5 separate regions of the Mus musculus genome follow, and all the other regions are linked to region 3. The links are chromatin loops, found by intact Hi-C in ENCODE. Cell type or tissue: left cerebral cortex. All regions are shown on one strand.

What was found. Hi-C counts contacts between places; a loop is a spot of excess contacts. Peaks named below come from ENCODE experiments on the same cell type or tissue, not always from the same donor. Only the 100,000 strongest peaks of a DNase experiment are listed, where the experiment ranks them.
Region 1: a loop joins it to region 3, with 2.3 times the contacts of the local background. A loop is called at or near these places in 2 of 42 quality-filtered maps.
Region 2: it touches region 3 in a loop (12-fold over the local background); 3 of 42 quality-filtered maps call a loop at or near these places.
Region 4: a loop joins it to region 3, with 3 times the contacts of the local background. A loop is called at or near these places in 14 of 42 quality-filtered maps.
Region 5: a loop joins it to region 3, with 2.2 times the contacts of the local background. A loop is called at or near these places in 9 of 42 quality-filtered maps.

Annotation. Positions count from the first base shown.
Region 1 is chr9:21,288,907-21,293,906 of GRCm38, reverse strand. Cdkn2d (cyclin dependent kinase inhibitor 2D) reads left to right here and starts at 2,698. Exons shown (of 2, transcript NM_009878.3): 1 at 2,698-3,098; 2 at 4,575-5,000. The coding sequence starts at 2,958. The coding sequence ends at 4,934. In left cerebral cortex, a CTCF peak has its summit at 2,593; DNase peaks (open chromatin) are centred at 2,548 and 3,190; H3K4me3 peaks cover 2,177 bases; H3K27ac peaks cover 1,084 bases.
Region 2 is chr9:21,544,521-21,549,520 of GRCm38, reverse strand. It overlaps AB124611 (cDNA sequence AB124611), which reads right to left. Exons shown (of 7, transcript NM_001198794.1): 7 at 4,190-4,844. The coding sequence ends at 4,728. It overlaps Carm1 (coactivator-associated arginine methyltransferase 1), which reads right to left and starts at 2,627. Exons shown (of 16, transcript NM_021531.6): 1 at 2,291-2,627. The coding sequence starts at 2,513. In left cerebral cortex, a CTCF peak has its summit at 2,731 (motif pointing left); DNase peaks (open chromatin) are centred at 2,003, 2,421, 2,919, 3,272 and 1 more place; H3K4me3 peaks cover 2,396 bases; H3K27ac peaks cover 1,770 bases.
Region 3 is chr9:21,363,992-21,368,991 of GRCm38, reverse strand. It overlaps Ilf3 (interleukin enhancer binding factor 3), which reads right to left and starts at 1,121. Exons shown (of 20, transcript NM_001042707.2): 1 at 893-1,121. Gm36198 (a long non-coding RNA gene) reads left to right here. Exons shown (of 3, transcript XR_870570.3): 1 at 1-401; 2 at 1,421-2,503. In left cerebral cortex, a CTCF peak has its summit at 2,284; DNase peaks (open chromatin) are centred at 469, 1,316 and 2,259; H3K4me3 peaks cover 1,696 bases; H3K27ac peaks cover 1,710 bases.
Region 4 is chr9:21,467,293-21,472,292 of GRCm38, reverse strand. It overlaps Dnm2 (dynamin 2), which reads right to left. Exons shown (of 21, transcript NM_001253893.1): 4 at 4,558-4,761; 5 at 852-950. Among named protein-coding and RNA genes, the nearest start is that of Gm46104, 4.1 kb to the right of the region's middle. In left cerebral cortex, a CTCF peak has its summit at 3,032 (motif pointing right); a DNase peak (open chromatin) is centred at 3,056.
Region 5 is chr9:21,239,403-21,244,402 of GRCm38, reverse strand. It overlaps S1pr5 (sphingosine-1-phosphate receptor 5), which reads left to right. Exons shown (of 3, transcript NM_053190.2): 3 at 1-1,486. The coding sequence ends at 477. Among named protein-coding and RNA genes, the nearest start is that of Keap1, 2.6 kb to the right of the region's middle. In left cerebral cortex, a CTCF peak has its summit at 2,865; DNase peaks (open chromatin) are centred at 319 and 2,855; H3K4me3 peaks cover 925 bases; H3K27ac peaks cover 671 bases.

The sequences.
Region 1 (5,000 bases), 75 kb after region 3:
TGTGTCTGTGGGCTGAGAGAGATGGCCACCTCAGGAGCTGTGTCTGTGGGCTGAGAGAGATGGCCACCTCAGGAGCTGTGTCTGTGGGATGGGACAGATGGCCACCTCAGGAGCTGTGTCTGTGGGCTGAGAGAGATGGCCACCTCAGGAGCTGTGTCTGTGGGCTGAGAGAGATGGCCACCTCAGGAGCTGTGTCTGTGGGATGGGACAGATGGCCACCTCAGGAGCTGTGTCTGTGGGCTGAGAGAGATGGCCACCTCAGGAGCTGTGTCTGTGGGCTGAGAGAGATGGCCACCTCAGGAGCTGTGTCTGTGGGATGGGACAGATGGCCACTTCAGGAGCTTCTTGGTAAAACTTACCTCCCAGAACCACATGGCAGACCTGGTCAGGCCGAGTTTCTGTTCAACAAGGACTGCTTAACCTGAGCTAGACCATGATTCTTTTCTCAGTAATTAACATTTCTAGCTTTAGTCTATTTTGAGGGGGAGGGATTATTTTCATTTGTTTTCGAGACAGGGTTTCTTTGTGTAGCCCGAACTGTGCTGGAACTCACTTTGTGGACCCGACTTGCATTGAACTCAAAGATTCGTCTGCCTCTGGGAATGAAGGCCTGAGACACAACATTCCCCCCCACCCCCCACCCCCACCCCATAGGCTTTAGTCTATAGACGTGGTGGCAGAGACCTGTAATCCCAGCACTCAGGAGATAGAGGCAGGATGATCAGGAATTTGAGATTAGTCTAGATGTAGTAAATTTGAGGCCAGCCTAAGCTATAAAAGACCTTGTCTCAATAAAAAAAATGTTAGGGGCAGTAGCTTATAGATCAGTTAGTAGAGTGATTTCGTCACCTCCATGAAGCCCTGGGCTCCATGTACAGCACTACATGGACTGTACCATAGTAGCACTTGGGAGTGGCATTCAGAGGCTCGGGTGTTATCCTTGGCTACATATTGCAATTGGAGTCCAGCCTGGGCTATATAAGACCCTTAAAAAAGAAAAAAAAGAAAACCTTAAAAGATAATTGCCGGGCTGGTGAGATGGTTCAGCGGGTAAGAGCACCTGACTGCTCTTCCGAAGGTCCGGAGTTCAAATCCCGGCAACCACATGGTGGCTCACAATCTGTAACAAGATCTGACGCCCTCTTCTGGAGTGTCTGAGGACAGCTACAGTGTACTTGCATATAATAAATAAATAAATCTTTAAAAAAAAAAAAAAAAAGACAATTGCCAGACTGGAGAAATGAGATGGCTCACCAGTTAAGAGCACTGGCTTCTTGCTCCTCCAAAGGACCTGGGTTTAATTCCCAGCACCCACATGGCAGCTCAGTTCTAGATTCGGCACCCTCACACAGACATGCATGCAGGCAAAACAGCAATGCACATAAAAAATAAAAAGGAGTCAGGCAGTAGTGGGGCACGCCTTTAATACTATGCACTTGGGAGGCAAAGGCAGGCAGGTGAAGAACAGTCTGGCCTACATAGGGAGTTCTAGGACAGCCAGAATTACATACTAAGACCCTATCTTGAAAAACGTAGAAAAATCTAAAAGAGAATTATTACAATATGTGGCTATTTGATTGTCTATATGTGCACCATGTTGGTATAGGTCAGAAGAGGGTGTTGGATCTCTGAAGCTGGAGTTACTGATGGCTAAACTGTCACATGGTTGCTGATATTGAATCCTAAATCTTCTACAAAAGCATTGATCCATCTTTCAGGTTCTATAAATAAATAAATAAATAAATAAATAAATAAATAAATAAGTAAATAAATTAAAGGAGACCATCTTGGTAGCCCATTCCTTTAATCCCAGCACGAATGGCAGAGGAGGCAGGTGGATTTTGAGTTCAAACAGATCAAATAAGTTTCAGGCCAGCCAAGGCTACACAGAGAGACCCTGCCGCAGAAACATAAAAACAAACAAAAGTCGGGCGGTGGTGGCCTTTAATCCCAGCATTTGGGAGGCAGAGGCAGGCGGATTTTTGAGTTCGAGGCCAGCCTGGTCTACAGAGTGAGTTCCAGGACAGCCGGGGATACACAGAGAAACCCTGTCTCGAAAAAACCAAAACCAGCCAACCAAACAAAAATGTTAGAAGGCACCGCGCTTTACCACTCAGAAGCCGTTCCTTTAACCCAGCAGTCGAATGAATGAACTAAGCTCCGAGTTTCACAGTAAGAGCTTGCTTATTAGCATTTCCGCGGTCCGTGAATGACTAAAATGTTCCAGTTATAGGAGTTTCCAGTCCTGCCTCCCTTCCTCCCGGAGGCGCTAAAGATCCAAGATGGGCCCGCGCCAGCCTGTCTCCAGCCTCTCCGCTGGGGTCAGTTAAACCTCCTCCTCTTTCCCGCCCGCCCGCCGGTTTTGAAAAACCAAAATTCCTGCTGTGGCGGGCAGCTCCACTGGTCGCTGCACGCTGACCAATCAGGAGCCACGCCACTGCTACGGGAGAGACAAACCTCCCCAGCAACGCGTGCTGATTGGCTGTTATTCCCAGCAGGCGGGACTAATGGAGGTCGGGCTCTGGGCAAAGTGGCTCTCGCTACTCTGTTGCGAGTTTGTAAGAAAACAAGGGCGCTCTGGGCGGGGCCTGGGGCGGGCTTGCCTCGCCCACTAGCGGCTGACTCTGGCGGCCAGTACAGTGCCGGCTCAGAGCAGACCCCGCCCGCGCAAGGAAAGGAGGGAGGGTGAGTCTGGGGAGACCCGGCCCAAGGGGCGGGCGCCGAAGGGCTGGGCGGGGTTCCCCGCTGCCTCTCTCGGTGACAGGGGGAGGAGCTAGCTGCGAGCGCTGGGGTCGTACGGGCGGAGGGCGCAGGCTCTGAGGCCGGCAAATGATCATAGAGTTGGCCCTGGTGGCACCGCAGTCCCTAGAGTTCTGATCCAGCTCTTGCTGGTTCCCCAGCCCTGACCTTAACTGGGCTTGGGGCTGGGTGGGTTTCACAGTCCACCGGTATCCACTATGCTTCTGGAAGAAGTCTGCGTCGGCGACCGGTTGAGTGGCGCAGCGGCCCGTGGCGACGTGCAAGAGGTCCGCCGCCTTCTTCACCGGGAGCTGGTGCATCCTGACGCCCTGAACCGCTTTGGCAAGACGGCCTTGCAGGTGAGGCCTGGCTGGCACCCGGCCCCCACACCCCATCCCTACAAGTCTCCTGACCCGGGTTGGTGATCCCTTAAGGTTTAGTCCTTGCTTGCTCTGATGTTGGGTGGGTGGTGAGGATGCGATGGGGGAGGGGATGGCTTTTCAGCTCTTGTCTAATAGCCTGACAGATTCAGTTTCCCTGCAGACCTTTATTCTGTGGGTTCATCTTCTTTTCGTGCCAGTCCTTGAGGACAGCTCATATTTCTTGAGGCTCCTTAAAGATATTCGATCTCTGGAAGATGGCATGCATGTCTTCTCCAAGGGAGATAGCCTTTTTTTTTTTTTTTTTTGAGGTGCCCTCTTGAAGGATCTCTGGTTATTTCAGGGACATCTTCATTTCGGCAGGTGATGTAGATTTTTTCCCCTTTTGTATCTTCTGCGTGCCTAGTAACAAAAACGATTCCTTATTGCTTGAAGGTCCCGTAATTTGGGTGGCATTTATAGGAGAGTCCCACCTTTTCATGGGTACTCATACATTCTGAAGATCATGCCTATGTCTAAGGAAGTTATTTCTCGACAAAGGGGATCCAAATTGTCTAGAGCATCTCTTTCTCAAAAATTCTATGTAGTTCCCAGATTGTAGTGTTGAAGGGGCTTTACAGCCCTAATGATATGGGACTGCTCTGGCCTCAAAGAGGCTTTAGACGCCTTCCTGGTTCTCTCTCTCTCTCTCTCTCTTCAAGACAGGGTTTTTCAGTGTAGCCCTGGCTGTCCTGAAACTCACTCTGTAGACCAGGCTGGCCTTGAACACAGAAATCTGCCTGCCTCTGCCTCCCGAGTGCTGGGATTAAAGGCGTGCGCCACCACTGCCTGGCCCGGTTCCCTTTCTCATCCATTCTCTTTACTTCTCTTGCTTCTTCATTTTCTTTTTTTATTTCTGAGACAAAGTCTCACTTTGCATCTCAGACTGGCCTTGAACTTGAGACTGTCCTCCTGCCTGAGCCTCTGAGGTCCTGGGATTATGAAAGCGTCACTATGCCTGGCTTTTTAATGTTTTCATGAGAGTCACTTTTATAGTTAGGGCTTTTTGTTGTTGTGTTGTTGTTCTTAAGAGAACTTTGGGCTACACAGTAGTGACACAAATTAATCCAGCACTTAATCTTTAATCCCAGCACTTGGGAGGCAGATGCAGGTGGATCTCTGAGAATTTGAGACCAACCTGGTCTACAGAGAGAATTCCAGGACATCCAGAAAGACATCCTGTCTCCGACAAGGATGGGGGTGGGGCTTAGAAGGTGTGTGTGTGGGGGTGTCCTTATTTTCAAAGAACCTGTTCTCTGGGGTCCCAGTCTGATCCCTTGGGTCCTGACTTTCCTGGGGGCGTCCCCATTCCCTAAGGATCCCTTCTCTGTGCTCTGGATTTGTGGTAGACCTCTTTATTCTACCTGACCCTTCTCCAATGGGAACCTCCTGACTTTCTCCTCCCCACCCCCATAGGTCATGATGTTTGGAAGTCCAGCAGTTGCTTTGGAGCTCCTGAAGCAAGGTGCCAGCCCCAATGTCCAAGATGCCTCCGGTACTAGTCCTGTGCATGATGCGGCTCGCACCGGGTTCCTGGACACCCTGAAGGTTCTGGTGGAGCATGGTGCTGATGTCAATGCCCTGGACAGCACTGGGTCGCTCCCCATCCATCTGGCGATAAGAGAGGGCCATAGCTCCGTGGTCAGCTTCCTAGCTCCTGAATCTGATCTCCACCACAGGGACGCTTCCGGTCTCACTCCCCTGGAGTTGGCTCGGCAGAGAGGGGCTCAGAACCTCATGGACATTCTGCAGGGGCACATGATGATCCCAATGTGACCCAAGGCCACTGTCTCCAGCCTTACTGGGTTACTTGTCAACAAAAGAGGAAAGAAACTTTCTCTT
Region 2 (5,000 bases), 180 kb before region 3:
CCTGTAGACTGTCCTCCACTATCCACATGCTTGCTGTGGCACAGGACGAGACACCCCTTACACACACTTACACACACACACAAATAAATAAATAAATGTAATTAAAATGGGGGGGGGAATCTTCACCCCAATGTCACTTTAGCCTAGAGCACTGGTTCTCAACCTATGGGTAGAGACCCCTTTGAGGGTCACATGTCAGAAATCCTGCATAGCAGATATTTTACAATTCATAACAGTAGCAAAATTACAGTTATTAAGTAGCAACTTAACTTTATGTCTGGGGGTCACTACAACATAAGGAACTATGTTAAAGGGTCACAGCATCAAGAAGGTTGAGAACCACTGGCCTAGAGGTGAATATCCTTTCTGGCCCCCAAAAATGTATCTGGGACTGAGGATTTGAGAAACATGGGTTTCTCTCCAACATCCTTTCATTTATACGTAGTCCATTTGTAGAGGCATGTATGTATATGTAATTCTGTATAACTCTCAACATTGTCATTATTTGGGGAAGGAAAGCGTCAGAGACTCTCAAGTAATAAAGTCTGGCTTGAACATCTGTCTTTTGTCCACCTCACTTGTGCTCTCTTTTCTGAGGACAAGATCTCACTTTGTAGCCAAGCAGCTCTTAAACCGAGATCCTCCTATAGCCAGGCATGGTGGCATATACCTTTTATCCCAGCATTTGAGAGGCAAAGGAAGGAAGAGCTCTCTCTCTGAGGCCAGCCTGGTCTAAATAACTAGCTCCAGAACAGCCAGGACTATGCAGAAATGCCCTGTCACAACAAGAACACAAACTGTAAAGTCTCCTCTGTAATAACATTAGCTTCTAATAGATGAAGCTGGGCGTTAGAGACTATGTGGGAAATAACAATTCTGTAAATAAGCTCTATAAAAACGGTGTTTTTATCAAGTTCATTTAAACAACCCAAGTTACCTGAACTTTGTCTTGGTGATTCAGACAGGATTTGCCCATGTCACCCACACTGTACTCAAACTTTGAATCCTCCTGCTTCAGCCTATAAAGTATTGGGACCACAGGCTTGTCCATCACACCCAGGTCCCCAGAACACTTTCCAGGTAAGCCCTGGTACCCTGGCTAGCCAAACACCACTGGCTTGCTTAGGGGTCTGTAGTCCTAAAGAGCTTCGTTCTTTAGTCTGTGAAATTCCCCTTTCTCTCGTGTGATCAAGGAGACCCCAGCTCTGCCCAAGCCCCCAAAGGTGCCCCACACTTGGGAACCAGACACTTCTTTCTCCTGTGTGTTTCAAAGTCAAGGCAAAGAGAGGAGAATCAGTCTGAACAGACTGCTACACACATTTCCCTTTCCAACAACACCCCATTACCAAGGAGTAGAAAAAAATTCCCACAGGTTAAAATCGATCCCATCTTCCTTGGTGGCCCCTTAAGAGCATCAGTGAACGAAATCCTGGGAGACAAAGACCAGTGAAACACAAGAGCAAATCCATCTGAGGAATCCGTCAGAAGAAAGAGTAGCAAGAGCAAGGAAGAATGAAAGGTGGAACTACAAAGCTGGGGGGGGGGGTGCACTTCGAAAACACACTAGTGATCCCCCCCCTTGTTTTCCCCACTGAAATGTCAGTTTTTGAAGCAGCTTCTGATAATGTCACCAGCTTCTCACGTTCTTAAAAAAGACAGGAGGCGCGTGGCGAGGGAGGTGGCTTGTTACCTCTTGACTTCTAAAGCCGGCCATCAGCCAGCCGGCCTTCCCCTCTTCCACGTTTCCATGGGGGATGGGCTTGGGAATCTCTATCAGGAAGGGCTCTGTCCTAAGTCCCAAAGTTTACCCACCCTGGTGGGTGTGTGGGTGGGGGATCCCGAATCCCAAGTCCTCCACAAGGGCGGCACCCAGTCTTCCCGGTGTTACACACTGAAAACCACTTTTCAAATGTCCGTGTGTGAGGAGGATGTCCCCTGAGATGAGATCCACAAACCACACCCGCTCAAGAGCCCTCCCAATCACTCCCTCTCTCCAGTCCCCTCTACAATCCCCCCAGAATCCTCGGGGCCCCACTTCCTGCCACGCGCCCCCCTACCCCACCCGCTGCAAATCTCAGGCCCGCGACTCTTATTTCCCGCGCCCCTCTTCGGGCTCCAAGGTCCCCACGCACACCCTCTCTGCTATCTCGCCCGCGGGCAGCAGGAGCCGCGTGTACAAGCTCGGCCCGAGTCCCCCCCCCCCCCCAACCCTCCGCCGCCTGCCCCCTCCCCGGGCGCCCGCGCCGCCGGCCTCGTGCGCCGCCGTCCCCAGGGTGTCCCCAGCACTCACGGCTGTAGAGGGCGATGCCCGCCGCGTCTGGTCCGGCGCGCACCTCAAGGCGCAGCGCCTGCTGCTCCGCGTGCCGCTGGATCTCGCCGTTCGCGTCGCCGATAGTGAGGAGGCGGGCGCCCGGGAACACAGACACTGTAGCGCAGGGCCCCGCGCCGCCCGGGCCCGCCACCCCAGCGCTCCCCGCACCCGGCCCCACCGCCGTCGCTGCCGCCGCTGCCATCTTAGGTCCGGCTCCAGGCCCCGCTGCCACCACGGCCACCGCCACCGCCGCACCCGGGCCCAGGCCGCCGCCGCCGCCGCCGCCGCCGCTGCCGCCGCCGCGCAGGCCGAGGCCGAGGCCGAGGCTGGCAGCGCGCCGCCTGCCGGCCACGCGACGCCTCGCCGCCGCCGCCGCCGCCACGGGCCGGCTCGGTGGCGCAGCGCCCCCTCCTGGCGCCTGAGGGAGCCGGGCGAGCGCAAGCACGACGGGGGTGGGGCCGGCCCCACCCCGCGGGAACGGTCGCTGCTTTGTGAGGTGGCTGAGCCTCCCGGGCAGGCCGGGTGAAGGCGCCTACGTTGGGAGGCGGTGCCCCGCAGTATGACACGCCCCCAGGGATGCTAAGCCCCGCCCCGAGGCAGCGTTGTGCGAACCGAGGCGCTTTGTGCCACCGCGCACAGCTCTGGAGAGATGGGCAGGGCATGCGTCGGGAGGCGGTGCTTAGCCTTCCCGGCACGCCCCCGGAATGATCAGGCGGCCCCACCCCCCGCTCCGGGCCGGCGACCGGTGATCCACGGTGATCCACAGCCCTTTGTACCACAGGGCGTTTCAGGAGGCAATGCTTGGCCGCTCGGACACGCCTCTGGGGCCAGACCCACCCACAGGCCGGCAGCGAGCGAACCACCATGCTTTGTGCCACTGTGAGCATAGCTCAAGAAAAGTGGAGAGGCGTGAGTCGGAGAACTAAGAAGAAACGCCTCCTCCAGGGCTGAGCTCCGCCCCTAGGCTGGCGTGCTGCGTACTCCCCCAGTACTCTTGGGGGTGAGGCGTTTGTCAGAAGGAGGCGCTCAGCTACTTTATACACCCGGAGGAGGGCTGGCTCCGCCCCCAGGAGGGACGGTTACTAGCAGAATGCAGACGGTGCTCTGCATCTTTTTGTCAAGGGACGGTGTTCTGATCCACGAAACCCTCCCTCGGAGAGTTCGGGCCCCTCCGGGCCAGTGTCCTGCAAACAACCTCTCCTGAGCTTGAGGAAAGACAAGAACCGTTTCCAAACCCAGGTGATTCGGCCACGCCCCCAAGTTAAGGTTCCGCCCTGTACGTTCCCAGGTAAGCTCCGCCTTGATCCCGTCCCACTGGTAAGAAAAGGCCCTGTGATAGGTGTGCTCTGGTTTGCAGGCTCGCACCCAGCTGGGGCCCCTTCCCATGCTGCTCTGGGATAAAGGCTTTTCAAGCCGCGCTCCAGAGCTTGGCCTTCACAAAGAACTTCAAGGCAGTAACTTTAATTCTTTAGCTTCTCCACTAGGACCTCTCCTTTTCACTAGTTAACTCTCAGGTCCCCCAGTGAACTCACAGTGGCCAGTCACTTGTTCACTTTTGCTGGGCCTCTTAGAACTCTAATTTACGTACCCCCTCCTGGGCCTCCGCAAGACTCACAAAAGACTCAACCCTTTCCCAAGTCATCCCTCCCATCTAATGGTGCAAGCACACAATCTCAGGCAGCCAGGACCCACAAAGTGAAGAGTAAAAACGCACTCTGCTGGGCAGTGGTGGCACACACCTTTAATCCCGATGCTCAGGAGGCAGAGGCTGGCAGTCCTTGAGTTCCAGGCCAGCCTGGTCTACAGAGTGAGTTCTAGGACAGCCAGGACTACACTGAAAAACCCTATCTCAAAACAAACAGAAAACATCCCAAAGTTAGGTGTTATGGCAGTAACTTTAATTCTAGCGATCTGGAGGCAGAGGCAGGTGGATCTATGAGTTTGAGGCTGGCTTGCTCTACACAGTGAGTTCCAGAAAAGCCAGGGCTACACAGTGAGACCCTATCTAGAAACAACAACAGCAACAAAAAATATACACATCTCTCCTAAAAATAAAACACGCAGTCTGGAAGTAAGTGACCGTTGGGGAAGCACTGGAAAGGAGTTAGAGAATGTAGACCTCTTGTGCCTGACTGGGTGTCCGGATTCAATAGTGACTTCTCCGGTGATCTGGGAATCTGTGAAGAGGTTCTGGCTCTCTGTCTAGCCTGAGGCTGATACCCCAACTCATTTTCTTGTCTTCTGTGAGGAAGGTTACAACTCTAGGAGTCCCCTTCCTTTGGCCAGTGCTTCCCTAAGAAAGCTATGGCTTGATTCCCACCCCCACCCTACCTCCACTGCCAAGTCTCTGGACAGATGTGCAGCCTCTGGCAGTGGGAGGGAAGGAACTGGATAAAGTGGTCCTCATTCGTCAGCCTCACTGGCAGGCCCGGAAAGTGCTGAACTCAGGGGGCTCCGGAGAGGATGATGCAGAGGTGGGCCTCTTCCGAGGCCCTGAGTCTAGGGTTGCCACTGAGTCTTCCTGAGTCATTTTCTTTGCCCATGGAAGAAAAGAAAAGAAATTTAAAAAACAAAAACAAAACAAAAAACCCTAAGTGGTTTTTGGTGTAAGGATCTGGGAGTTCCTCCTGTTCGAAGCTGTTGGGTACCTTCCTACCTCTTCCTACCACCTCGCCAGATTTCAGATTCC
Region 3 (5,000 bases):
AACAAAACTAGGGCCTGCAGATCCCATTCACATACCTCAGCAACCAGGAGCTACCACAACATGTCAGCTAAGGGTCAAAGACCTCTCAGCTCTACTGGACAAGAGCAGTGGTACCTGCAGTGGCCTTTCTCCTTTGCTGCTGTTCCTCACACTTCATTTCGCAGGCTGAGTGACTGCACTAGCTACCACTCGTAGAATAGTGGTAGAACTCTATAATCAACCAGCAGAGTATCCCACCCACAGAAACCTGAGGGAGAACCACGAAAGAAGTCCTACATGTCTCCTTTTCCAGGGACCCTGTTCAGGACCGTGTTCAGGACAAAGAAGACATGTTTCCCGCCATAGGAACTGGGATGAACCTGGCATCCTCCTAGAAGCCAGGGATGTACCTGAACAAAGAGGTAAAGCGGGTAAAGGAAGGAGATTTTCCCTTCTGCGCCGGCTGGGATGCTCTAGATATGAGGGGGTGTGTGCTCCAACACGTGCGCGCGTGCGCGAGGCCAAAGCAACAGACAAAAGCTCGGGCTGGGGGAAAGTAAGCGGCCCGTGGAGAGGGGAGAGTACCACAGTGCGTGCGCACCCCCCGGGGGCAGCGCCCAGGCCTGGGCCGAGGGGGCCACGAAGGGGGGAGAATGGATGCGCGCGCACGGGGGCACTGCCTCCGCCATTTTGTTTCCTCGGCACAATGGGGGAAGAGTAACGGCCAAGCGCGGGAGCGAGGCCGGAGGAGGAAGGAGCGAGACGCTGAGAGATGGAAGAGCCGAGCGAAGGGGAGGGTCGGCGGGATGGCAACAGACCTGTCACTAGCGTCCTCTTGGCCCAGCCATCGCTGACAAGTGGGAGAACGGGAGGGGGGAGGGGCGGAGGCGGGAGACGCCACATTGCCACTTACCTTGCCGGTGTTCCCGTCCTTCGCCTTCAGGCGCCGCCGCCCTCCTGCCACGAGCCTTCCGGAGTCTTCACAACCCCCCTCAAAAAAAAAAAAAAAAGCCACGCGGTTTTCGCCGGGGCTGCTTCAGTCCCAACTGCAATGGCGAGAAAAGGAGGAGGAGGAGCCGGGGACCGGGGGCGAGCGAGCGGGCGGGCGGGCGCGCGCCGGGGAGGTGCAGGGCCACGTGACTGGCAGCGGCCCGCCCCCGCATCACGTGGGCGATCCACCTAGGCCCAACCCCCAGTAGGCGGGTGAGACGAAAGGGGCGGGGGAGGGCACATCACGTGACGTTGACTTAGCGACTGGGTCTGTTGGCGTGACGTCAACGTCGGGCCAGTTCTCTCACGGGTTTGGTCGGCCACGTGACCGTGGTTGGCTTCGCTTCCATCACGTGACAGGCCTTTCTTGTTGTTTCTTGACTCGTTTTCACTATTGGTAGACCCGAATCACCTGACGGGAGCCCATCCATTTCGTTTGTTTTTTCCAAAGGCGGTTTTTTCCGAGCGACCGTTATCACGTGACGCAATGGAGCAGGGGTGGGCCCTTCTGACGACTCCAGTTCGTGTGCGTTCCTGGGAGTGCGCGTGCGCCATGATTCGAAGTCAGTCTCCGTACCTTGATCCACACTGCATTGAAAGACTGGCACATGCGGTTGTCAACACTGGTCCAGGGCTCCTACTCACGCTGTCAGGCTGCTGAGCCATCTCACCGTTCCTCATTTTTGTATTTTTGAGATACAGTTTTGCTATTTTACCCACACTGGCTTTAAACTCGAAGATTCTGCCTCCACTTTGATATCGCTAGATTACAAATAAGACCATGTCACTAGGCAACTGAGGGTTTAATAGATTGCCCCTGTGTTAAGAGTGCTTAGCGCCGGGCAGCCGTAGCGCAGGCCTTAATCCTAGCACTTGGGAGGCAGAGGCAGGAGGATTTCTGAGTTCGAGGCCAGCCTGGTCTACAAAGTGAGTTCCAGGACAGCTAGGGCTACACAGAGAAACCCTGTCTCGAAAAAAAAAAAAAAGAAAAAGAGTCCTTAGCATAGGAGGCCGTGGGTCAGACCCCCGTACCACACACACAAAACAGGCAAATTCCAGGCAAGGATGAACAGAACAAAGCTCTCAAACTCCCAGGTCCGGAGCTCTTCATATCTGGTGTCCATCTATAGGGATTTATTGCTGCTATCAGAGTTGGTGTCTGGCTTTTTTTCTTCCTTCCTAGGTTTTAGAGACCTACCTCACCAAAGTCTGAACTTGAGGAAAAAGTTCTAAATGAACCCATTTGTAGGAGACCTGAGGTGCTTCTGATCTGGAATACGCTCTAAATGACACACCTGTTCTAACAGCGCCGCCAAGTGGTAGACATGGTTAATACGGTTTGCCTGAGGGTTTTCAGATGGATTTTTAATTCCTTTTTTTAATGTGTTTAGTGTTTTGACTGCGTGTATGTCTGCAACAGGTTGTGTCTGTGCATCACATATGTGCCAGGGTCCACTGAAAGTCAGAAGAGAGTGTTGAATCTTCCAGAACTGGAGTTACTTCTGAGGCGCCTCCCCAGCCCCTGCAGACAGACGTTAGTAAACTATTTTTTCTTTCAGCCTTTCTCAGTGTCTGTCTGTATGTCTGTCTGTCTCTCTGTCTTGTCTGTCTGTCTCTTTCTCCGCGCGCGCGCGTGTGTGTGTGTGTGTGTGTAGCCACACGCTGTATGAAGGTCAGAGACATTTCTATTTTTGTCTTTATGTGAGATCCCAAGGATGAACTCAGGCTGATTATCTACACCCAGGTAAAGAGCAGAGCATGGTAGTGTACAACTGTAACCCCAGGCTGGGGAAGGAGACACAGAGGATCCCTTGGGTCTCATTGGTTAGCCAACCTAGCAGAACAAGCTAGCTCTGGGATTAGTGAGACAGACTGAAGAAGTAATAAAGACAACTAGACGGGCATCCACTTCTGCCCTCTACATGCACAAGTGAACATGTAAACCTATGTATACCATACAAAAAGAACAAGTCCTTTAAAAGTGCACCACTGTCAGGGCACAGCCACACTACCTTGTGAGCTGCAGGATACAGCTGTGACAAGCACTGTCACAAGCTGTGTCCTCCAAATCCTTGTCCACATCAGCTTCTCGGTGGATCCTGGGGATTGGACTCAGGTCCTCAGGCCTGGTAGCAAGCACCTTTGCCCAGGGAGCTGTCGCATCAGCCCTGCACCACAGCTTTTTCTTTTTTTCTTCCTTCCTTTTTTTTTTTTTTTTTTTTTTTTTTTTGGCGGGGGGGAGGGGGGCGCAGGTTCGAGACAGGGTTTCTCTGTGTAGCCCTGGCTGTCCTGGAACTCACTCTGTAGACCAGGCTGGCCTTGAACTCAGAAATCCGCCTGTCTCTGCCTCCCAAGTGCTGGGATCAAATGTGTGCCCCACCCCCTCCCGGCAGCTTTTTCTTTTTTAAGATAATGTCTCACCCAAACTGGCCTTGATCTCAGCAGAGAGCAGAGAGCCATCTCCCTCTGCATCTGGAATACTGAAATGAAAAATATTTATCACATTCAGCTCATACCACAACTTGTAAAATTGAAAATGGGGGCTGGAGAAAGTTAAGAGTATGTTACTCTGGCAGAGAACATACTCTCTTCTTCGTAGCCCCTGAGTGCTTGCAGTAAATTCTTACTGGGGAGCTTTGCCTGTCAGTTCTCTGCTTAAGCCTATTTTAAAATATCTTTAATAGGGATTGAACCTAAATTTGGTTCCCAGCAACTGTATCAGTATGCTCACAATTTCCTGTAATCCCAGCCCTCTTCTGATGTTCTCTTCTCTATGGGTACCCGCAAACATATATTAATAAAAATAAAGTAAAATTTAAATACATTGTTTTTAAGATTTATTTATTTTTATCTATTTTATGTATATGAGTACACTGTACCTGTACTGATGGTTGTGAGCCGGGAATTTGAATTCAGGACCTCTGCTCACTCCAGGCAACCCTGCTTGCTCTGATCTAAAGATTTATTTATTATTATATCTAACTACACTGTAGCTATTGTCAGATGCAACAGAAGAGGGTGTCAGGTCTCATTATGGCTGGTTGTCAGCCACCATGAGGTTGCTGGGATTTGAACTCAGTACCTTCAGAAGAGCAATCAGTGCTCTTAATCACTAAGCCATCTCTCCAGCCCTTAAATACATCCTTAACTGGTTGTGGACCTTCAAGCATTTAATCCCAGAACTCAGGAGGCAGAGGCAGGCAAATCTCTAAACTCAAAGCCAATCAGGGCTATAGAGTGAGACCCAGTCTAAAAGCAAGAGCAACAGCACATTGGCTATGAAGAAAGTTTTCTGATTTCTCATTGCCTTTTTTTGTTTGTTTGTTTGTTTTTGTTTTTCGAGACAGGGTTCCTCTGTGTAGCCCTGGCTGTCCTGGAACTCACTCTGTAGACCAGGCTGGCCTCGAACTCAGAAATCCACCTGCCTCTGCCTCCTGAATGCTGTGATTAAAGGCGCCACCACGCCCGGCTTTTGCTTGTGGTTTTAAAGTACAAAATGAAAATGCGGGGCTGGTGGGTAAGAGCACCCGACTGCTCTTCTGAAGGTCTGGAGTTCAAATCCCAGCAACCATATGGTGGCTCACAACCATCTGTAACAAGATCTGATGCCCTCTTCTGTAGTGTCTGAAGACAGCTACAGTGTACTTACATATAATAAATAAATAAATCTTTTAAAAAAAAAGAAAAGAAAAGAGAAGAAAAGAAAAGAAAAGGTAACCAAGTGGTGGTGGCCCACGCCTTTAATCCCAGCACTTGGGAAGCAGAGAGGTGGAGAGAGATAAAGCAAACTGGCCCCAGCATTGAAGCCTTCCTGAGCATCCTAACTCTGGTCCTCCAATGACATCTCCTCTGCCATGGACCACCCCAGTCAGGTATGGGGATCCCTGGAATGAGGGTCCTCGAAGCTAGATGGGTAAGGATTTGGTGGTGACAAACAGAAACAAACACAGAGGCAGTTTGAATCTGAGTGTATTTTGCAACTCTCAAGCAGGGGATTTTATACATTAAAAAAACAAACATTACAACTCTTA
Region 4 (5,000 bases), 100 kb before region 3:
TGTCTCTTTGTTATGCTTTGTTTGGGAAGCTGGGGAATGAGCCTGGTTCCTTGCATGTGCTGAGCAAGGGCTATACCACTGTAGTGGCTATTCCTGGTTGTCAACTTGACTATATCTGGAATGAACTACAATCCAGAATTGGAAGGCTCACCAGTGACCCTAATTTGGAGGCTGGGAGATAGAAGTTTCTGATCTGAATCTTGGTATGGAGATCTTGAGGCATAGTGGCTATGGATTCCAGAAGACTGGGAGTTCAAGGTCATCTGGGATTAAAGGTGTGGTGGAACACACCTTTAAACTTGGCTACACCTTCTGCTGGAGACCATATAAGGATATTGGAAGAAGGGAGTCTCACTCTTGCTCTTTCGCCTGCTTGCCATGTGGGGCTGAACAACTGCTAGGTCCTTGGACTTCCATTCACAGCTACTACTGAACGATTGTTGGGAATTGGACTGCAGACTGTAAGTCATCAATAAATTCCTTTACTCTATAGAGACTATCTATAAGTTCTGTGACTCTAGAGAACCCTGAGTAATACAACCACTGAGACTCATTTCCAGTAACTCAATCTATTTCTGATGAAACATTCTGTATTTGTTTGTTTGAAACAAGGTCTCATGTAGCCCAGGCTGACAGAGAACTTTCTATGTAGCCCAAGATGACCTGGAATTCCTGACCCCAACCCCACCTCCAGAGTGCTGGGATTACAGCAAGTACCGAGCACGAGTGTGGCTGCATACCTGCTTCTTAGTGTTCCAGAAAACAGCTGTAATGTAGAAACACTGTGTCCAGAGGAGAACCACAAAAGATACACCCCTGATCTGTGGCCCACCCCAGCCCTGTGTACATACCTCTTCTCAAGGGCAGTAGCTTGTTTTCCAGGACATCCCTGGCGTCTGTGCCTTCATCCATCAAGTCTAGCTTGGTGATGACACCGATGGTCCGTAGGCCTGAAAGAGTCCAGAGGTCAGAAGGGATCATGATCAAGGGCCCTTGGGGCCCTCTACAGTCCAAGAGACAGGGACAAGCCATGGTATCTTTTGCCTGGACAACTGTTGGCAGAGTATAAAATGACAGTTACTGCTCTAGTGACAGAACACTGGTAAGCGCATAACAAGACCCCAGCAGAACCAATGAACATCACGGAAACTAGAATCCCCCCTGCCCATTCTCAACATCACATTTGAACCTGAGCAACCTGGCCCAATTACTACTCCAAGGACCAGCCCATCAAAGTTCTCCCCAAGTCAACCAGAGTTAGCACATCCCACAGCAAAGCCACACCACCAAATAAATCCACTGTGCTTCTCAGCCTCCCTTGCTCCCGGATCCCTAGTTTGGGGTCCTGACCACGGTTCACCCGAGCAGTTTATAAGCTGAGCTTCCAAGCCAGGGTAGAAGCCCATGTACTCCATGGACTTGCCTTAGCATTCAGAAACCCTAGGTCGACCCTGTGCCAGGTGAGGTGCGGAGCACTTGCCAAGGAGCCTGGGCTCTTTCCTAAACATCTGGTTACACTGAGCCTGCAAGGTGTGCACCCGTGACCTCAGCCCTCGGGAGGTAGACTCAGGAGGATCACAAGTTTAAGGTCATCTCCCACTAAACAGAGTTTGAAGCCAATCTGGACCACAGAAGATCCTGCCTAACTAACAAGAACCACCTGATACATAAGGAACCCAGGCACCGGCTTGGACACACCTGTGAATGTGTTGCCTGTATGTTCCATGTGTGCAAGACACACAGAGGCTAATGGAGGCCCACAGAAGACTGGGATCAACTTGGCCATCACAGGTGACTACCTTAGCTGGCACTATTGTGAAGTGGGTACACCTATAAGAATTCATAGTTGATAGGGAAGAGGCCACACTATGGAGAGAAATGAGTGGAGAGGGGCCTGAGCCATGGTTGCCCAGGAAGCCAGCTGCTGAGAAGAGAGACAGTGAGGGTGAGGAGAGGGTAACTGTACAATGGGGCCTGCCCACAGAGTAACACACTATCACTATAATATAAAGTAGGGCAAGGCATGGTGGCTTGCTGTAATCTTAATATTTGGGAGGGGGAGGCAGGTAGAATCTGATACTGAGACTGCCTTGGTCTACACAGTGAAGTACAGGTAAGCCAGGGCTACATTCTGAAACCATGATTGAAAAATAAACAAAGAAAAGTTGCAATCAACAAAAGCAATGACCACAGAGGCACAGACAGAAATAAGGAGAGACTGTCCTCTTAAAAAATAAGTTTACGTGTAAGAAAAACTTTGAAAGGAACTGTGGCCAGCGCTATCTACATGGAAAAAGGGAGCTTTGCAGGCTCCTGATTTTTCCATGGTAACTTTTCTGTAAAAACCATGAGTATTTTCAAAGGCAAAAAAAAAAAAAAAAAAAAAAAAAAAAAAAAAAAAAAAAAAAAGAAAAGAAAAAAGAAAAAAAGAAAAGAAAAATGTGCTCACAAATGGTGACCGCCTGCACTGCCCTGCTAATGTTTGCCATGGCCACGCCCACTGTGTGTGGACAGCGGACAGCACGGCTGGATGGGCTAAGAAGCTCCTGACGAGGGCACACAGCCCTACCTGCAGCTCATTCTGCGGCCTCACAGGCCTCCTCTGCTCAAAACCCCACCCGGACTCTCCCAGGGTGTGTGCGCCCTTCTCTACTTTTCCAGGTTTTATTTCTTCTTGTTTTTTGAGAGAGGTTCTCCTGTAGCCCAGGCTGGCCTCTCAGTGTAGCAGATGATGAAATCTTGATCCCCCTGCCTTCACCTCTAGTGTGCGGCACCACACCAGCGTCACAGAGTGCTGGGATCCTGCCTGCTTGACAGGCACACACCAACAGAGCTACTCCAGGCCCAGACGTTCTCATCTCACCAGATACAACTGCACAATGCAGACAGATGTGCCTGGAATTATAACTGTGTCCTGGGAGGGCTCTGCTAAAGACTGGGTCTTATTGATTTATATATGCCATTAGGTCAACTAAGTTATGTGTGTGTGTATGAGTGTTTGGTGTGCATGTATATTTGTGTACCATGTTGTACCTGCAGAGGCCAGAAGAGGGCATCAGATCCCAGGAATTGAAACCACAGATTGTTGTGGGCATCGTATGGGTGCGGGGACCGAACCCATGTTCTCTGCAAGAACAGTTAAGTGCCAGCCGGGCGTGGTGGCACATGCCTTTAATCCCAGCACTCGGGAGGCAGAGGCAGGCGGATTTCTGAGTTCGAGGCCAGCCTGGTCTACAAAGTGAGCTCCAGGACAGCCAGGGCTATACAGAGAAACCCTGTCTCGAAAAACCAAAAAAATAAAAAGAACAGTTAAGTGCCATCCACCAAGCCCTTTCTAGACAGGGTTTCACTGTGAAGCCCTGGCTAGACTTGAACTCAAGGGGATCCACCTGCCACTGCCTATCAAGTTCTGGGATTAAAGGCGTGTGCTACCATGTCCAGCAGAAAGTACTCTTAACAGATTCTCAGATCAAACCCAGATAATCATTCATTCTGGGCACCTCTGATCAAACCCAGATAATCATTCAAGCTGGGCACCTCTGAACGGACAACCCCTCACTGGGGTTAAATCTGCAGACTAAAATGTGGGTCTTAAATGTCTCTCAAAGGCCCGTGTGCTAAGCTGTCTGTAGAGGAGAGCCACTGAGAGGTGGTGAAGTGAGGTCTCCTTGAAGCTTGTAGGTCGCTGGGGTCACTTGAAGCATCACACTTAAAGGGATCCCTTGTCTTTTTCTTCTTTTTTTTGTTTTGTTTTGTTTTGTTTTTTCGAGACAGGGTTTCTCTGTGTAGCCCTGGCTGTCCTGGAACTCACTTTGTAGACCAGGCTGGCCTCAAATTCAGAAATCCACCTGCCTCTGCCTCCCTTGACCTTTTCTTATTCCATGTTGCTCCCCACGTGCACAGGAAAGTGTTATCTGCTCACAGGCCCAGCAGCAACAAACCACCAATCACAAGAGGACACTCTGAAACCAGGAGCCTAACTAACCCTGTATGCTCTTTAAAAGACAGTGACTCTCCAGGGCCTAGCAAACACAGAAGTGGATGCTCACAGTCAGCTAATGGATGGATCACAGGGCTCCCAAGGGAGGAGCTAGAGAAAGTACCCAAGGAGCTAAAGGGAACTGCAACCCTACAGGTGGAACAACAATATGAACTAACCAGTACCCCGGAGCTCTTGACTCTAGCTGCATATGTATCAGAAGATGGCCTAGTCGGCCATCATTGGAAAGAGAGGCCCATTGGACACGCAAACTTTATATGCCTCAGTGCAGGGGAACGCCAGGGCCAAAACGTGGGAGTGGGTGGGGAGGGTAGTGGGGGGGAGGGTATGGGGGACTTTTGGGATAGCATTGGAAATGTAAATGAGGAAAATACCTAATTAAAAAAAAAAGGAAAAAAAAGAAAAAAAAAAAGACGGTGGCTCTGTCACAGTGTTGGTTATAGTGATGTGGTTACAGGGAATGCTGAATCTCAGGAGGCTTCTAACACAACTGTGACAGAAAGCACCTCAGGGAGGGGACCCAGCACTACTGGCTGCTGCCCAGTGCGGGCGGTTACCTTGGGGGTCCACCTCCTTGGCCAGCTTGAGGGCGTCTGAGTTGGCCAAGTCCATGTTGGCAGGTGTGACGGCAAGAATGAGGCTGCTCTCGCGGCTGATGAACTGCAGGATCATGTCCTTGATCTGGTACTCGATGTCTGGCGGCTGGTCCCCCACCGGCACCTTAGTGATGCCTGGGAGGTCGATGAGGGTCAAGTTCAACACTGAGGGGGAAATCAACAGGCAAGGTGGTGAGAGCCCCATTTAGAGTTCAGAGCCTACACACAGCCTGTAGAAACCCAGTGGACACCAGCAAGTTCCCAAGGGGAGTCACACCTGGGGTCACTCCTAACACTCCTACTAGAACACATTTCACTGTGTACTTTCTGTGTTGGGTGAGTACCCTCATGCGTACACGTGTGTGGAGGTCAGAGGTCACACAAATATCTTCCACAATTGTTCT
Region 5 (5,000 bases), 120 kb after region 3:
CACACGCCGCGGTCGCTGGCCCTGCTTCGTACCCTTAGCGTGGTGCTCCTGGCCTTCGTGGCCTGCTGGGGACCGCTGTTTCTCTTGCTATTACTGGATGTCGCGTGCCCAGCCCGCGCGTGTCCCGTGCTCCTGCAGGCCGATCCCTTCCTGGGTCTAGCCATGGCTAACTCGCTGCTGAATCCCATCATCTACACCTTCACCAACCGAGATCTGCGCCACGCGCTCCTGCGGCTGCTCTGCTGTGGCCGCGGACCCTGCAACCAAGACTCCTCCAACAGCTTGCAGCGATCCCCCAGTGCTGCCGGGCCTTCCGGTGGTGGCCTGCGACGCTGCCTGCCACCAACCTTGGATCGCAGCTCTAGCCCATCAGAACACTTGTCTCCCCAGCAGGACGGGGTGGACACCAGCTGCTCCACCGGCAGTCCTGGAGTAGCAACCGCCAACCGGAGCCTGGTGCCTACTGCTACAGACTGACGCTTCCCAACCCTTTGCAAGAACAGACTGACTCGCCAAATAAGCGCATCATCTGTAGGAAATAGCCAGCGACGGAGGGGGACATACAAGAAAGAAGGGAAAGTGATTGATCACCCCATAACAAGAACAGACAAAAATGCACTCGGGATCTGAGATGGACAATAAGGGAAAGAAGAAAGTGATGAGAAGGTATCCAGGTAGTGGAACCTAAGCTGGGAAGCCCTGAAGGAGAGCCATTCCATATGGCTGCAGCAGAAATTGAGGAGCAGGAGATGAAAGGGCAGGTTGTGGGGAAGTCTTGTTGGTTCTGAGGAAGTCCTTAGGTTTGGCTCTGAGTGAAGTGGGAGCCATAGAGAATTCTAAACAAAGGAGGGACTCTCCTGGATTCAGACCTCCACAGGTACCCTGTGACTACCAAAGTTCAAGGGGAATGGCTAAAAGATGAAGGGATAAAGGAGAGCGGGGCTCCAAGAATGCTCAGAACCAGGTGATGTCTAGATAAGAGTGTGCTAAGGGCTGGCAGGAGTAGTGGCTGGCTACAGAGGAAACAGAGCTGTGGACAAAGGTAAGCCTAGGTCTGGAAATTTGGCTCTGGAGACTGTCAGATATCAGCTGCCAAACTTCCAGAGTGTGGACAGGTTCTTCATACAAATTACAACCACAATAAAAACAATTCAAGGAGTTGTCCTTACTGGGATCTTTCAGAATCTATTCATTCATCTATTGATTTTTTTTTTTAATTTTCCCCCAGAAAGTTGTAACTATCCTCTTTAAAAGTGTTTATTTATTGGGGTTGGAGAGATGGCTCAGCAGTTAAGAACACTTGTTACCCTTGCAGGGGACCTGTGTTCCATTCCCAGCACCCAAGTGGTGATTCTGGCAACTTCAGTTCCAAGGTTATCTGATGCCCTCATCTGACCTCTGAGGGCACCAGGCATGCACATGGTACAAAGATTGAATGCAGGCAAAACTCTCATACAAACAAGCTAAATAAATCTTTTAAAATGTTTAAAATTGTTTATTTATTCATTGTTTATTTTGAGAGAGACACTCACTATGCAGCCTCAGATGGCCTGGAACTCACTAGGTAAACCAGGCTGGCCTGGAACTTCTGAGTGCTAATTTGGGCTGCGCAGGGTGGGGTGGGGGTGGGGGTGGTCCTGGATATGCCTTTACTTTACAGCAACATCATTTCAGGCCAGCCTGGGCTACATAGTGAGACTGTGTCTTTTTGTTTTTTGTTTTTGTTTTTGTTTTTCGAGACAGGGTTTCTCTGTGTAGCCCTGGCTGTCCTGGAACTCACTCTGTAGACCAGGCTGGCCTCGAACTCAGAAATCCGCCTGCCTCTGCCTCCCGAGTGCTGGGATTAAAGGCATGCGCCACCATGCCCAGCTTGAGACTGTGTCTTAAAAGCCTTTATCTACTTATGTATTTTGTGCCTGTGTATATGTACGGGTACCCATTGGGCACAGCAGGAGTGCAGGCGGAGGTCAAAGGACAGCTTTCCTCAGTCGGTTTTTTCCTTCCAGCACAGGGATCCTAAGGATCCAACTCAGGCTGTCATTCTTGCCAGCAAACACCTTTATCCCCCGAATATCCTTTGCCCTACCATCTCACCCCCACCCCTGTTTGCTTTGCTTTGCTTTCTCACTAATTATGACAAACATCTACCGATTCCCTACGGTGAGAAGCTCTTTTAGACTGTTCATCAGCCTTCCCCAACCAGATTCAGAACAGCATCACCTGACTCGCCCATCCTGCAAATAGTGCCCCCTCATGCCTGCTCCCTGCTCCTACCCGCTTCCCCCCATACCCCCCACAGACAGCATAGGTTTAAACTGTTCATTAAACTTGTATGTCAACTTCGGCCATGTTCATCTGGTTCATATTCATGCGAGGTCCTTGACACCAATGACAAGGTTGCTCTGTGCCGTGGACAGGTTCCTGGACTCAGATGGTTCTGCACGTCGAGGCTGCTCCTGTGCACTCCAGGTTCAGCATGAGCACACACCCCGCAGCCCCCACACTGAGACAACGCTTCTTGTACCCAGACTGACTTTAAATATACTACGAAGCCAAAAAAACGACTTTATACTTGTGAATTTTGTTTCCTGTGAGCAAAGGTGTGCTCTGCCACACGTGGCTTATGCTGTGTGGCGACAAAACCCAGTCCCAGCCCTCAACCTCCATTTGGTAGATGAAGAAACTAACAGATTTCCCTTGCCCCAGGGTCTTAGTACGGCTTTACCCTTGGGACCCCCATGCAGGAGGGGCTTGCCTGGTATTCGCTGCTCTTAGTCTAAGATTCCCTTGAAGTCTCTGGGTGTGGGCGCCACCTTGCAGTAGCTCTGAGAATTGCCTGGGTTCTGCTTTTAGCCGCTGGTTAAGGAACAGCGCGTCCCTTGAGGTAATTCTGGGAACTGCAAGCAGAGTGAAAGCAGGTGGTGAAGGGGATGCGCTCAGGTTGGGATTGCGGGCCAACTTGCATAAAATGAATTTTTTCCCCAGAAGTTCGCGAAAAGCTAGCAGGGGTGAGGGGTGGGGATACAGTCCGGCTGGCTCCCAGAGACCCTCCCTCAGATCTCATATCTTTCCTGGTGTGTTGGCTTGGTGGTTTAACAGTAGGGAACTTAGAGATTCTGATATTAAATTTAAAAAGTACTCAGTTCCCTATTTAAATACCAAATTTAAAAAGCACTGTTGGGATTTGTAGAGACCTTCCAGACATATTCTGTGGGAAAATGACCTGAGATGGGTTTTTTGGTTGTTGTTTTTTGCCATTTTGATTTTGGAAGAGGGTCTCACTATGTAAGGCAGGCTGTACCACTTTGTAGCCAAGGACGTCCTTCACTTTTCTGATCCTTCTCCTCCAGCTTCCTGGGTGCTGGCATTACAAGTGTGTCCCAATTTCAGCTGTCCTGCATTTTTGTTGTTGTTTTGTTTAAATTATTAAGTTAATAGAACAAAGTAAGGTTTTACCATGCAGTCCAGGCTGGCCTGGAACTTGCTATGAGCCCTGGCTTGTCTCAAATTCACAGAGATCCACCTGTCTCTGCTTCTTCTAAAATTAAGGGTATACGACACCATGCCTGGCTTTCCTTGCCTCCCTGACCCCAGACAGAGTCTCACTGTGTAGTCTGGGCTGTTCTCAAACATTCAACCCTCTGCTTCAGACTCCCGTGGTAAATTTCTTTTGAAACTATCCTTTTCTTTGATATTTATTCATTTGTTTTCTGATATAAGGTCTTGCTAGGTCGAGCAGGCTTACTGTGAACTGGAGGTAATCCTCCTGCTTCAGTGCCCTGGTGGCTGGGATTACAGATGTGTCCCCTCAATATTCTTATTTTTAGATTTATTTCCTTTTATGTACACGAGTACTTTGCTTGCCTGTATGTCTGCGCACCACCTACCTGCATGGTGCCCACAGAGGTCAGAAGACAGCATGGGGTCCCCTTGAACTGGAGCTATGGATGGCTGTGAGGCATCGTGGCAGTGGACTCCAGGTCCTCTGCAAAAGCAACACGTGTTCTAAACCACCTTTCCTGGTTTTCCGAGACAGGGTTTCTCTGTGTAGCCTGGCTGTCCTGGAACTCACTGGGTAGACCAGGCTGGCCTCTGCCTCCCAAGTGCTGGGATTAAAGGCGTGCGCCACCACGCCTGGCTTAACTTTATGTTTCAAAGTTAATTTATGTGTGTATGTGGAGGTTATCGGACAACAACCTGAAGGAGGAAGCTTTCTACTACTATGTGAGTACCAGAGGTGGAACTTAGGTGGCCAGAATTGGCCAGACGCTCCTTTACCCACTGAGCCATCTTGATAGTTCAAGAAAATAACTTTCTCTCATAAATGCCATATGCAGCAAATAAGTATCTCTTACCATTAAAAATATATAAAGATGTTACGAGAAATACAAAGAGGCAGCTCTGGGCATTCCAACACTCCAACACCCTCAGATGAATGCCATACCTCTCCTCATGAAAACATGAACACACAGAGAGGAGAGTGTGTCTCTGGAGCACTCGAGCTGCACTTTGCAGGCTCCACATAGGGGAAGAGAATCAGTTTCTGCCAGCCGTCCCCGACCTCAACACAAGCACACACACAAATTAATGTACACAAAGCCCAGAGTGATATCCCAGCCTTTAACCACAGCACACGAAGGAGGCAGAGGCAGAGGCAGGAAGGTTTCTGTGTGTTCAAGGCCAGCCAGGGCTATGTAATGAGGCCTGTCTCAAAAAGAAGTTATAAGGCTGGAGTGATGGCTCAGCAGTTAAGAGTACTTGCTGCTCCTGCAGTGGTCCAGGGTTCAATTCCCCCATTTGCATGGTAGCTAACAACCACCTGTAACTTTAGGGGACACTGCACAGCCCACGTTGCACAGACATACATATACAGGCAAAACACCCACACGCACAAAGTAAAATACAAATTGAAATAAAAACATTAAAAAGTTATTTTACAAGAAGATAAATATCGCAACCAGGTAGATGGGTCTAGTTGGACCGTGCAGGCTGTGGGAGGG